2 separate regions of the Homo sapiens genome follow, and region 1 is linked to region 2. The links are chromatin contacts, found by Hi-C or POLR2A ChIA-PET in ENCODE. All regions are on one chromosome and are shown on one strand. The core of a region is the stretch at or near the end of the contact, and the rest is flanking DNA. Distances in the headings are between cores, read along the strand shown.

What was found. A loop is a pair of places that touch in the nucleus more often than their neighbours do. ChIA-PET counts read pairs that join two places held with the same protein, here RNA polymerase II (POLR2A). Pooled maps may share reads with other maps.
Region 1: a pooled map shows a loop between it and region 2 (2.2-fold over the local background). The contact joins the promoter of CYP2S1 here to the enhancer-like site in region 2. A Hi-C loop is called at or near these places in 1 of 168 maps with a recorded cell type or tissue (naive thymus-derived CD4-positive, alpha-beta T cell), 1 of 37 single-sample maps with no recorded cell type and 12 of 50 pooled maps. POLR2A ChIA-PET finds 5 or more read pairs at or near these places in 1 of 52 experiments (AG04450).

Annotation. Positions count from the first base shown.
Region 1 is chr19:41,190,806-41,194,468 of GRCh38, reverse strand. It overlaps CYP2S1 (cytochrome P450 family 2 subfamily S member 1), which reads right to left and starts at 1,250. Exons shown (of 9, transcript NM_030622.8): 1 at 1,028-1,250. The coding sequence starts at 1,204. It overlaps LOC124904790, which reads left to right and starts at 1,417. Exons shown (of 3, transcript XM_047439802.1): 1 at 1,417-1,489. The coding sequence starts at 1,417. It also overlaps the pseudogene RN7SL718P. RefSeq lists a silencer at 1,222-1,311 and an enhancer at 1,224-1,724.
Region 2 is chr19:40,661,116-40,665,258 of GRCh38, reverse strand. No RefSeq gene overlaps it. Among named protein-coding and RNA genes, the nearest start is that of NUMBL, 27 kb to the left of the region's middle. RefSeq lists a silencer at 2,062-2,341. Within about 2 kb of position 2,303, at least 35 of the 41 ENCODE cell types and tissues checked have a DNase peak (open chromatin) inside an H3K27ac peak, as active enhancers do.

The DNA of each region.
Region 1 (3,663 bases), core at 1-2,500, 530 kb before region 2:
ACTTGAGGAGCCACCGGGTCTAGCTTCTACGCCCTCTACCAGGAACCTGCCCCCATCCCAGCAGAAATAGCTGAGGCTCAGTTCTCTTTTTGCACTAGGCTCCCGGGCCTCCTCCCCCAGTACATCCTTCAGTGGCATCCCCCAACTTCCTGTCGTTCCCTTGCTTCCTGCTGAACCCTAACCTCTGACGCTGGGCAATCCAGAAGCAGTTTGGGTCTCCCTTAATTCCTTAGGGCCCTCCCTGCCCCCCAAATATCCAGCCACCCCTTTCAGTCACCACAAAACCCTGAAATTCTGGAGCAGACACTGCTGAGTATCCGCCCCATCTCTCCCCCAAGACCCCACCCTTTTTTCTACGTCCTTGAAGTCACCCAGAATCCTTTTGAATGGGAAACTTCAGGCCTCTGCCCACTCCCACCTGCTATCCCCTAAGGCTGGGGCTGCCTCTGCCTTCTTTCTTGCTCTCCTTCCTCCCCAGTCCCAGGAACTCCCAACTGAGCTCCACCCATCCTCCCATCCTGCATTCTCTGCTGGCAGATTCCTTCAGCGGGACCCCCTCTCTGAGCCTGCAACCCTCCAGCCTCTTCTCTGCCTCCAACTCCCCGCAGGGACGCCTCCCCCTTTTCTTCTTTGTGCCCTCTTCAGCATGCCCCACCTGTATGGCTCCAGCTACCTCTCCCTCTGGGACAAGCCCAGCTGCATCAGCTTCTCCTCGGCTGGAGGACTCCTGTCTCTTTCAGCCTCGGTCCCTGCCCATCACCTTCCCAGGATTCTGTAGGCAGAGGTCTCTGCCCCTCCTAGCCCTGGTCCCCCACCCCACGATCCTCTCTCCCGGGCACCTCTCCCCTTCTCAGCCCTGGACAACCTGCTCCTGCCCCCAACCCCAGGACAGCAGCAGCCCCTTTGCCTTGGGACCCCTGCCCCTGCCTCCTCCCTAGGATACCCGAAAAGCCCCTCACCCTGGCACTCGGGTTTCTCTCCCAGGAATCCTCCCACCCCTAGCCAGGACGTCCCCAGAGCCCCTTACCCGCATGAGCCCTGAATACAGCGCCCCGGGCCGTAGCTGCAGGAGGTTTCCCAGCAGTGGTAGCGGCGTGGGCCCGGGGGGCAGGTGGCCTCGGGCCCTGGTCCCGGACAGCGCCAGCGTCAGCAGCAGGAGCAGCGCCAGCGCCAGCAGCAGCGCCCAGGTGCCGGTCGCCTCCATCTCGGCAGGTCGGCTCCTTCTCCTCTCCCAGGCGCTCCGCGCGGCTGGGCTAGTTAGGGGCGGGAGCCGGGCGTCTCCCTCCCCAACGAAGTCAGGCGCGGGGCGGGGCAGCTAGCCCAGCCCCCTGCCTCCTGGGCAGGCTTATCTCCCCGCCGCCGGGTTTCTCCCGGACCACCGCCGCCGCCTGATGTCGGGAACTCATGCTCCAACGGATGTCTCCGAGGTCACCCAGGTTTACGCGGGGCTTGGGCGGCGGAGACAGCGCCTTGGGCCCCCGGATAGGGAGTAAGCAAACAGAAGAACCTGGAAGTCAGAGACTTTGGCCGCCTGGAGGTTGCCACACCCCGCATCTGGCGGTGACCCCGCGCCACTCTCCCCAGCTCCTACCTCGCTCATTGTTCGGATGTGGGTTCCTGTGTGCGTGCGTGTATGGGGTGTCTTTGAGTCAATTTTCTCCAGCATCTTACATCTTCACGAACTGAGAGGAAGGACTTGACCTTTAAGGATAAACAATCTGAAGTCCAGGGAGATAAATCGGTTGGCCCCAGGTCAACTTGGCTGAGTGGCAGAGTTAATATTTTGACTTGGGCCAGTTAGAATGATTGAGTCATTCATTCATTCGTTTAGAGGCAGTTTGCAGAGCGGTTAGGACCGTGATGGCTGAAGCCAGACTGCTTGAATTCACAGCCTAATTCCTCTGTGCCTCTGTTAGCCTTGTAAAATGGGGCTAGTTTTCAGGATTAAATAGTACATCTGTGCACACCATTTAAAGCAGACGCAGGTGCACATGTAACAAGCACTAAATAGATGTTAGCTAATATTTCTGCAACTAACTGTTATTGAGGTCTTACTATAAACAAGACCTTGTTCTAGACCCGAGGGTGCAGCTATGAGCGATGGAGAGAAGGGCTCTGGCCTTCCTGAGCTCATATCCACATGCAGATGAAGATGAGATGAAAACAATTTCAGGAAGTGAGAAGGCCTGCCAGGGGAATGGGCTTCTTGAGAAGGAAGAATGTTAGAACCATTTGTGCATGAATTATTGTAGGTTTGGTTCACTGCTGTATCCCCAACATATAGTGCAGTGCCTGACACACAGTAGGCACTCAATAAATATTTGTTATATTTTCAAAGATTGAATGTAGGAGATAAGATTCATGAAGTCTGCAGGGGCCATCTTGCAAGGTCTTGGAAAAGACTGCATTTTATTTCTATTGCAAACGGAAGCTGTCTGGAGGGGTTTTCAGCAGGGCAGTTACTTTGTTTGCTTTGCATTTTGATTTCGTATTTTATTATAAAAATATTAAAATTTCAAACATACAGTGAACACCTGTATACCCATCAGATTCCACCATTTTATTATCCTTTCTTTGTTACCTATCTATTCTTTTTTTGTTTGAGATAGAGTCTCACTCTGTTGCCCAGAGTGGAGTGCAATAGCATACAGTCTTGGCTCATTGCAACCTCTGCCTCCCGGGTTCAAGCAATTCTCCTGCTTCAGCCTCTCAAGTAGCTGCGATTACAGGCGTGCACCACCATGCCTGGCTATTTTTTGTATTTTTAGTAGAGACGGGGTTTTTGCCATGTTGACCAGGCTGGTCTCAAACTCCTGACCTCAGGTGATCTTCTCACCTCAGCCTCCCAAAGTGCTGGGATTACAGGCATGAGCCACTGTGCCTGGCCCTTTTTTCATTACATATCTGTTCATTTTGCCTATCCATTGATTTTTTTTTAAGCATTTCAAAGTCAGTTGCAGATACCAGTACACTTCACTCCCAAATACATCAGCATGCATATCAGTAGCTAGAGCTCAGTATTTGTTTACAGATACTTTTTGTTCCTCAAGGTATCTTATATACAATGAAATACATAACTCTTAAGTGTATAATTAGATGAGCTTTGAGTTGCATATGCTGGAGTTTTAAAATATTAGATTCTTTGGGAGGCTGAGGCGGGCGGATCACGAGGTCAGGAGATCGAGACCATCCTGGCTAAAATGGTGAAACCCCGTCTCTACTAAAAATACAAAAAATTAGCCGGGCGTAGTGGCGGGCGCCTGTAGTCCCAGCTACTTGGGAGGCTGAGGCAGGAGAATGGCGTGAACCCGGGAGGCGGAGCTTGCAGTGAGCCGAGATCCCGCCACTGCACTCCAGCCTGGGCGACAGAGCGAGACTCCGTCTCAAAAAAAAAAAAAAAAAAAAAAAAATTAGATTCTTAGAATTTTCACAATCTTTTTTTGAGACAGGGTCTCGCTCTGTTGCCCAGGCTGGAGTGCAGTGGCACGATCTTGGCTCACTGCAATCTCTGCCTCCTGGGTTCATGTGATTCTCCTGCCTCAGCCTCCTGAGTAGCTGGGATTACAAGCGCCCACCACCACTCCCAGCTAACTTTTGTATTTTTAGTAGAGTTGGGGTTTCACCATGTTGGCCAGGCTGGTCTCGACCTCCTGACCTCAGGCA
Region 2 (4,143 bases), core at 1,054-3,553:
AACCTGGGAGGCCAAGGTTGCAGTGAGCCAAGATCACGCCACTGCACTCCAGCCTGGGCAACAGAGCGAGACTCTGTCTCAAAAACAAAAAAGCATCAGGCTGTGAGGGAACAAGCCTAGGGGTCTGCCCTCTATAGCGTTTCCATTACATCCCATTAACCTGCTTGTGGACTCCAGGACTAGGAGACCTAAGACAGCTCTGTCGGGGTATGACGTTGGGGGAATGTCCCAGGCAGGGAGCAGAGGACCCTGCCAGAGATAAGCCACACTCTCACCTCCAAGCTTTTGCATTTGTCATTCTTTCTGCCTAGAACACCCTTTCCTTCATGGTGACACAGCACTTCCCAGAAGAATGCTACTCATTCTTTAGGACTCCGTTCAAATACCTTTTGTTAGAAGGTGACCCTCTTCCAAGGCCCTGAGCCCCATCCTATCCTTTCATTAGGATTTATTTATTTTTTGAGACAGAGTCTCACTCTGTCGCCCAGGCTGGAGTGCAGTGGTGTGATCTCATTGCAGCCTCCACCTCCTGGGCTCAAGCGATTCTCCTGCCTCAGCCTCCCAAGTAGCTGGAACTACAGATGCCTTGCCACCACACCTAGCTAATTTTTGTATTTTTAGTAGAGACTGGGTTTCACCATGTTGGCCAGGCTGGTCTGGAACTCCTGACCTCAGCGATTTGCCCACCTCGGCTTCCCAAAGTGTTGGGATTACAGGTGTGAGCCGCCGCGCCCAGCCCAGTATTTTTGCTATTATTATTTTGGAGGCAGGGGTCTCACGCTGTCACCCGGGCTGGACTGCAGTGGGGCAATCATAGCTCATTGCAGCCTTGAATTCCTGGGCTCAACCAATCTTCCCACCTCAGCCTCCTGAGTAGCTGGGACTATAGGCGTACACCACTATGCCCAACTGATTTTTAAATTATTTTGTAGAGATGGGGGTCTCGCTATGTTGTCCAATCTGGTCTGGAACTCCTGGCCTCAAGCGATCCTCTTGTCTCTGCCTCCCAAAGTGCTGGGATAACAGGCGCCCGGCCCCATCCTACCTTTTTGGTCTAAGTTCAGACGGCTCTTCAACCCCCCCAGACTGAGTCAGCAGCACCCACTCTCCCCTTGGATCCTACAGGCCCCTCTCCTCCCCTATCCCAGCCCTGACCCATCTGCCTGTGCCTCCCCCGTCCTCTCAATGACTCATTCTGGGCTGTCACTATCTGGTGGCAGGTCTGTCTGCCTCACTGGACTGTGAGGGAGAAGGGGGTCTGGGGCGTCTCAGTCACTTCCCCGTGCCAACACAGGGCCAGGCACAGAAGAGGCAGCCTCAGTGTTTCCCCTCTGCAAACCACTAGGAAGTGAGAGGGGCAGAAACGGCCTAGGACTGGGACAGAGAGGATTTGAGCAACTGGAAGGATGGGGAACTGAGGTCAGAAGCACGCAGCAAATCTGGGACACAGTCAAGGCACCCCCACCCCGTCCCTGACTGATCTCTTCGTTCAACCACCCTTCCTTGCGCCCAGAGCAGCCTTTCTCAGAGCTGCCCCCACAACGGTTCCCGCGGATGCAGATGGAAGGGGGCCGTCCCGGGGAGGACCTCCCACAGGCTCCTCTTGGCCCATTTCCCATCTTCCCTCCCACGCCCAGGATGGAGACTCTGGCTCTCCACGGAGCTTTTCGCTCCAAAGAGGCCCTGGAACCCGGATCAACCGCCCACTCCCACTTCTCCAGGTTTCAGCCCGCTAAGAATAGACCAGGGACATCGCACTGGAAAGCCCCGCCCTACCCAGGAACCCCATCCCACACAAACGCCTATCGAGGTCATTTTGGGGGAACAGGAGGACGTCCCCCTGGGGCCGGTTCTGCACTCCTCTCTCCCGTTCTTTGGGAAGCTCCGCCCTCCGTTGCAGCCCCGCCCCTCGCGGCCGCCCCCTTTCCCGGAACCGCCCCCGGCCGCGCAGGCTATTTTGATGCATTCCACGGGTGACAGAGCCGGGCGCCCCCACCCCGCTTCCTGTTGGGTGATTTTGTTTTGTTTTGTTTTGTTTTTTAAAGCTCCACCCCCAGGAGGCCACAGTTTCTCCGGGAGCCGGCCGCGCAGGACCGGGGACAGCCCTGGCCCCTCGCTGCACAGCGCTGGGACCGCCCCACGGAGCGCGGCGTCTCATGCTCCCTGGGGCCCGCTGCTTCCACTGCCCTGCGCAGGGCCACGCGCCACCCCGGGCTGCCTGGCCGTAACCTACCCCGTCCACCCTCCAGGCGCGCTCGCCGACCTCCCGCACCTGTGGGGCCACGTGGTTGCCGGGAGCGCTCCTCTAGCGTGGTGAAGCAGCGCCCCCTCGTGGTCTTGCGCTCGCGGCGCCTGGGCGGCCGCCCCTCCAAGACTTTGCTAAGGCAGGAAAAGTGTTTAAGAAAAATTAAAATTGTGCTGGGCGCGGTGGCTCACGCCTGTAATCCCAGCACTTTGGGAGGCCGAGGCAGGTGCATTACCTGAGGTCAGGGGTTCAAGACCAGCCTGGCCAAAATGGCGAAACCCCGTCTCGACTAAAAATGCAAACATTAGCCGGACGTGGGGGCGGGCGCCTGTAGTCCCAGCTACCCGGGAGGCTGAGGCAGGAGAATCGCTTGAACCCGGTAGGTGGAGGTTGTAGTGAGCCGAAATCGAGCCACTGCACTCCAGTGATAGAGGGAGACTCGGTCTCAAAAAAAAAAAAATTGCTGTCGCATTCATGAACATTATACTTCAGGCCCTGGCTCAGCCATTCACCCCTCTGGGAAGTCCTCCCTGACTGGTCGGGCGCCTCCTTTGGGCTCCTATGGTTCCTTATGCTCCTCAACTGGGCCTGTACCTCCCCGCCCTGGCCCGGATCCGTCTGCCTGTACATCTCCCATCTGGACCTCGACCCCTTTGCCCTCTGCCTGCACCTCACCAGTCCCCGCCCCGACCCCTCTGCCTGTGCCCCCCATTCCAGCCCAACCTCTCTGCCCGGGCTTCCCCCATCCTGGCCTCCCACCCCTCTGCCTGTCCCCTCCCCACCATCCCGCCGTGATGGCTCTAGGCTGTCACTGTCTATAATGGGTCGGCGTCCCCGCCCTGCACAGAAAACCTCATGAGGGCAGGGAAGAGAGCTGTCTTGATAACTACTGAGTCCTCAGTATTACCAAGGTAACATTTATTTCCTCCCTCAACACTGGTTTTGTTTTAACAGCTTTACTGAGGTATAATCTACCTGTCATAAAATTCACCTATTATAAGTGATTTACTGATTTTGGGTGATTTTACAGTTCTGCAGCCATCACAGCCAATTCAAGAACATTTCCATCACTCTGAAAAGATCCCTTCTGCCCATTTGCAGTCGCTCCCTATTCCCTGTCCCAGCCCCAGGCAACCACTGGTCTACTTTCTGTCCCATACATATTCTCTTCTTCATTTTACAAGCATTTTCTGAATATTTATTTTTATCAGCTATTGAGGGCTGAGGGTACACAATGAAACTCACAGGCCCTGCCTTCAGGGAACTCAGAGTCTGGTTATTGTAATAGCTGATGGGAAAATATGTCCATGCACTAATTTCTTCATTCATTCAAAAAACATTTATTGGCCAGGCACTGTGGCTTGTGCCTGTAATCCCAGCACTTTGGGAGGCTGATTGGGGAGGGTCACTTGAGGCCAGGAGTTCAAGACCAGCCTGGAAAATATAGTGAGACCCCCCCCCCCACCCCGATCTCTACAAAAAAATTTTTTTTTTTAATTATCAAGGTGTGGTGGTGCACACCTATAGTCCCAGTAACAGGAAGCTGAGGTGGGAGGATTGCTTGAGCCCAGGAGGTCGAGGCTGCAGTGAGCCATGATTGTGCCACTGCACTCCAGCCTGGGTGACAGAACAAGACCATCTCTACAGAAAAAAAAAAAAAAAAAAAAAAGAGAGAAAAAGAAGGGTCTTCCAAAAATTCATGGAAAATGTGTATTATGAAAAAACTATGCATGGAGTTCAATTTTTTTTTTTTGCACCAAAATAAATTCATACTAACTTGTTATAACTTGTCTGAACAGGACCTAGTTTGAGACACTAAAATAAAACATCAGATTGAAAAGAGCCCCTATCAGAGCAACACGAATTCTAAAATTGAAGCAAGAACAAGCATCAAATTG